2 separate regions of the Homo sapiens genome follow, and region 1 is linked to region 2. A link is an interaction called in ENCODE POLR2A ChIA-PET data of the cell type or tissue named here. Cell type or tissue: A673. All regions are shown on one strand. Each heading gives the region's core, and the rest is flanking DNA. Links, peaks and the distances in the headings are about the cores only.

Region 1 (2,931 bases), core at 119-2,618, 150 kb before region 2:
ACTGTTAGGATGCAGAGCCAGTTTTGAATATTTAAGCAATTATTGACACTGTCTTCAATGCGATGAATGGCTCCCATGTTGAGACCACACATTGCTATGTTTACTTAGAGGCTGAGTTGATGACAGGCTTTATATTACATTCAGGAAAGAAATGAGAGTATCTGAAAGATGTTTCATACTAATATTATTGTTAACATTGACAAAGACACTGGTTTCTGATGTGAACTTTGCAGATTTTGAGCGCTTCACAAGGAAGTAAAATTATAAGGTTTAATTGAAAAAGTCAATTGGCACAAATCAAATATGTTTGGAAACTAATTTAAAATATAGAAATGTGTTCAGATAATGTGATAGGTAAAGATAAGGTGCAATTATTTTTTTTATTTGAAGGAGAAAGTCCTGACATTCACATAGGCTTTGCCTACATGTGCTGTTCCTTTTGAATTGTAACCTACATTTTTTAAAATCTATAAAATAATCAGTCCCTTTTTACATATACGTTTTAGGTACAGGGAAATATGACCAGATCAATTCTGTCTTTCTGTTATTGCAGTAGTTTTTGTCTTTTTTTTTTTTTTTTTCTCAAGCTAGGTCCAGGAAGCCACATAAACATGCCTATTCAGAGAAACAAAGGAAATTTTGAATGGGTGAAGTAGACAGGGCTGCAAGAAAAAAGACTGGACATTCTTATCTATTTGTTGGACAGATTTCCAACTCAGTCCATTCACTAAATTTGGGTTTTCTAACCAATCTATATAGCAGACTGTGTGCTATCTTAAATTCAAGAATGTTAGACTAGAATCAATTTTTGGACAATCTAAGAAGATACAAAATAATGCATAGCAATCAGTCAGTAATTAGGATACTCTGGGCACACTGCTTATAGGGTAGCTCTGCTCCCCAAGGAGCAGTATTAAAAAATTAACAATATAAATTTAAATATGCACTAAAGCAAGTCAGCAGTGAAGAGTGATTCATGCAGTCACTGCAAAGTAAAATGGTGACTCCAAAGGCCGCTTTCCACATTTCATAGACATGAATTACTAACAAACAGTGGAGCAGTTTCTACTTTAGATGGATCTATGGTAAGAATATGTGTATGAAAATCTGTGCTTGGAATATTCTTAGAGAGCTCATTGACCCTCACTCTTCTCCTTAAGATGTAATTTATTGGGTGTTGTGAATTTAATCCATCTAACATGTATCATCTGCCTTTCTTTAACTCAATTTGGGCAGCTCACCCTCTCTGCTGAGACATGAAGATCCTTTTAAGCCTCTGTCATTCTCAGAACATGAAGGTATTTCACATCTTCTTTCAAATGGCCATATCTATTTTAGGTGCAGCTCTATCTTGCTATGCAGAGCTCCTTGTAGGCAAATAGAAGTTAAGTGGGATTCTTTGGAACTGATTCATTTTTCTAAAGTTTTTATATTCATAAAACATAATCCGTATCTAAAATTCCGTATTATTCATTCTCAGATAGGATGAGAGAACATTGTTTTATATTTATTCCAAGTCAGTCAGATATCAAACCAGCAGCAGGTATCAGGACAGGGGCTACTATAAGACCTTTGATAATCTAATAAAAGATATCTTAACAAAGAAATACTTAGACTCCAATTTTTAATAATTGTTCATAAAAAATGTGAATGATTATAACATTGGCCAAAAAGTTCCAGAAATCAGTGATTTCTCTTCAGACTAGGTGCCTCTCTCTATCCTTTACCGGCATGCACCATATCAGGATATGCACCATATCTTTACCAAGCAATTCCATTTTCCCACTAACCTCAGATTGGTGTTTTCTACAAATACTGCTGAATCCTCATACTTCCGCCCCTATCAAACATGTATTCCTACATCTTTTTCCCTAACTTATCAGTCTCCTGTTATCCTCAAATTTCAACTTGCCATAACATGTTATAAATGTATGAGTAAAGCCTTCTAAACTTCTAAATTTCCCCAAGAAGGTGGTGAATAGATTGGTCTAATAAAGCCAACATTGCTATTTAGATAAGTTTATTTTGCCACCTTTATAGGGTGGGCCCATCTTCTTAGAATTGCCCTCTACTCTATCCCTCTGGCATAGAAACACATCCAAGGATTATAGCCTGCACACAGTAGGCCCACTCACAAAGTTCTTGATTTGAGAAAGCAGTATGATTTCCTCTCAATTTTTCTCCTCTGTTTCCAGGGAGCCAATATCTGCAGATCATTTCTTCCAAATATCAATCATTCAAATAATCTCAAATAATTATTTCATTAACTATTCCCTGGGGTAAGAAGAGTTGGGGATGTTCTGGTCGAGAAGGGGGATCATCTGCTTTACTGGCTTCCAGAAGAAAACAAAAAGAACAAAGAATTTGCCAATTGTAGAGAGTTATTTATAAAAGACTCTAAATCAGTGATTTCCAAGTGAAGCATTTACTTGACTAACTGCTTGCCAGTGCTCCATTTCCTGGCCACCCTCAACTGCAGTCCAATAACGCCTTTCCATTGCAGAGCAATTCCATGCAGTTCCTACCCCAGTCCTAACTTTGGGAAGGTGCTCACTAAAACCCTAACTCCTAGCTGCATGTGAAGCCTGGAATTAGCAGTGCACTTGAGATCTGACATCGAGGCTGCCTGGAGTGAACTCTATGCACCCGTGGCTTGAGCTGCTATCAGCTCTTCACTCTCCTCCCAGTGTTAGGCTGTGGTCTTGAGAAAGTCCCTTAACATCTCTATCATTTTGAGCCTCATCTCTAATAAAAACAAAATATATCTAAGGTCCTAAAAGTTGATTACTTCTTATTTACCTTTTCATATTTATGAAATGAGAATTCACCATATAGTCAAATATAATTAAAGAAGTATCTCTTCATTATCCCAATGCCAAAAACTATCATTAACTCAGTATATATCCTTTAAAATGAGAAAATATAATAATG
Region 2 (2,931 bases), core at 301-2,800:
CTGAGAAACACAAGTTTTGTTTAGGAGATCTACTTTGAAAATAAACTTTTCAGTAAGGTTTTCATTTAGTTTCTAATGAAAATCAAAAAGAAAAAAATCTTTACATTCTCTTATATTAAAAAAAAAGTCTTCGAGGAAATATTTTTTGTGAAACAGAGACTTACTCTGTCACCCAGGATGGAGTGCAGTGGCAAGATCTCAGCTTACTGCAAACTCCTCCTCCCAGGTTCAAGTAAGTGATCCTCCTGCCTCAGCCCCTACAGATGCATGCTACCATGCCCAGTTAACTTTTTGTATTTTTAGTAGAGACGGGGTTTCACCATGTTGACCAAGCTGATCTCAAACTCCTGACCTTTGAGGAAATATTTTGAGGCTACATCATGTAGAAAAGTAGTTACTCAGGGAAGCCTACAAACATACAAAGATATAAATATATGTATTAGATTTCATTTAGTATAAAAATAGAGAACTAAGAAGGGTTTATTCTGTTTTAGCACTGACTTTTGGGGTTATGGGACAATACTAAGTGAAAGATATATTAAATTTGGCACTATTAAAATTCGGTATGAAGATTAAAAATGGTTAAGAACTTTTAAAAGTTGAAATACATCTTATGATCATGGTTCTAAAACCTGAGTTTATGTGTGATTCGATGGGGGCTTAAAAAAAAATACTGTTTTCTAGACCCTAGCTAGACCAAGCTACTGGGATACCATGTGCAAATATTTAAAGGTAACTCAGTTGCAACATTTTATGAAAATTATCAAAAAGAGAAAAGTTGAAATAACAATTTTATGGGTAATATGCCCATCATCTAGATCCTACAATTAACATTTTAGCATACTTGCTTTATATACACATCTATCTAACCATCCACCTTATTTTCTATGCATTTCAAAGTTTCAGACATTGGTATACCTCCTCCTGCTCCCAAATACTTCAGCAGGTTCAATACTTCTTTACTTATCTTTTCAGTTAAAATTAATATTCAATGCAATATGCAAATCTTAGATGTACGACTCAATGAGTTTTGACACGGGTAATAGAAGGGTCATAATTCCAGAGATGCCAGTAGTTTATAACTCAATTTTCTGTTGAAATAGTCTGTTCATACAGCTCTATTTCAGGCACAAAAACAAAATCACCCATATCTTAATGAGTGGTAGAAAATGACTCCCCAAAATGTGTGTTTATTATCACCTAGAAATGGCTGTTAAAATTCAACTGTCTTTTTAAGCAGTTCGTGAATACAACTTCCTTCTTACAACTTTTCCTGAGCTTTTCTATCAGGAACTTTCCATTCTGCGCAACCGCAAACAAACATATGCAGAGATCATGCTATAGATGGATACGTAGGTGCATTGTATATCACACTATGCAATCTAATTTGGATTTTTGGTTAGTTGTGTTAATCCATTGCTCTCTGAATGCAGGAAGATTATGTCACGAAGTACAGTCCACGGTCTACATGAGGCCCTTAATACGTGAGAGCTGACTGGTTTGCATGTTAAAGTTAGGAATGGGGACCTGCTTTGTTTGTTCAGATGGTCTTTCAATACCTTTAGTAGATACTGAATCTAACAGATATTACTGCACTTGCCTCATGAATAACTCAACTGGAATCCACGTTTACAACAAATAAGTGATTTCTTGCTCATCCAACTTTAAAAAATACATGGAAATTGCATTTAGGAAAGGAGATTAATTCTTAATTTCAGTAATTTTTCTGGAAAACTTACTCTGTCAATAATACGATAGATTGGCCATGTTTAAAATGTTGCTTGTTGTAGTGCTTGAATTTCAGCCCTAGATGAATATTGTCAAGAAACCCAAAACAGTGATATGAGTAATTTAGCTGCCACGTAGAAAGTACAAAACAACTGGCCGGGCGCGGTGGCTCACGCCTGTAATCCCAGCACTTTGGGAGTCCGAGGAGGGCGGATCACGAGGTCAGGAGATCGAGACCATCCTGGCTAACACAGTGAAACCCCGTCTCTACTAAAAATACAAAAATTTAGCCGGGCATGGCTGCGGGCGCCTGTAGTCCCAGCTACTCGGGAGGCTGAGGCAGGAGAATGGTGTGAACCCAGGAGGCGGAGCTTGCAGTGACCCGAGATTGCGCCACTGCACTCCAGCCTGGGTAACAGAGCGAGACTCTGTCTCAAAAAACAAAAAAAGAAAAAGAAAGTACAAAACAACTACTTAGGGTTCCTGTTTCCATTGTCCTGCCCTTGGATCCTAACCTGGGTAACCAATAGTGACCGGTGTGTGCAATATTTTAATAAGTCAGTTTTCTCCTTACAGCTGTGTAATTTTCAGTGGTTATAATTGGATATGCCCACATCACATGTGTAGAGAAGCAAATATGCCTCCTCCAGTACAGAAATTTGATGATTATGCATTGCTGCGTCCCATATCGTAGCTCATCTGTGGTTAAATAGAGGCTTTCATTCAACAGAGCTATCAGTCTGGCAGCTTTCAAAAATACTACATTCATGGTAAGAAGAAAAATGTCCTAAAAAGAAATTGAGTAAAATATATTGGTTAAAATTTAAGAGTAGATAAATAGGCTTGACCATAATCAACTGTGAATTATTTGTGGTTATCCTCATATAAATGATAAAAATAAATTGTCTTATACTGTAAGTAAAAAATGCATTTGTTAAAACTATATAGATAAGAAATCTGTATATCTGTTATATTCCATTTTTGAATATGGCTCAAATTTTCCATCAAATTATATAACATTTCATATTCTGACATATTTTAATATTCATTTCTGGCAAAAAAAGAAGAGAAAATCATGGTAAACATTCTTTTTAGAAGGTTGCACTGAGTAAAATGTTCCAAAATAAGCTATAAATGAATTAACTCAAGGGTGGAAAATTCAATTTAAATAATAAATTAGAAACATATCAGAAATTAGATTCT

The links. Peaks named below come from ENCODE experiments on the same cell type or tissue, not always from the same donor. Only the 100,000 strongest peaks of a DNase experiment are listed, where the experiment ranks them.
Region 1: POLR2A ChIA-PET joins it to region 2 with 7 read pairs; 2 of 35 experiments call an interaction of 5 or more read pairs at or near these places.

What each region holds. Positions count from the first base shown.
Region 1 is chr9:80,587,406-80,590,336 of GRCh38, reverse strand. No RefSeq gene overlaps it. Among named protein-coding and RNA genes, the nearest start is that of LINC01507, 760 kb to the right of the region's middle. In A673, for the core only: no CTCF peak of the experiment used is centred there; no DNase peak of the experiment used is centred there.
Region 2 is chr9:80,439,295-80,442,225 of GRCh38, reverse strand. The region is part of intron 1 of LOC105376103 (a long non-coding RNA gene); the gene reads right to left. Among named protein-coding and RNA genes, the nearest start is that of LINC01507, 620 kb to the right of the region's middle. In A673, for the core only: no CTCF peak of the experiment used is centred there; a DNase peak (open chromatin) is centred at 1,365.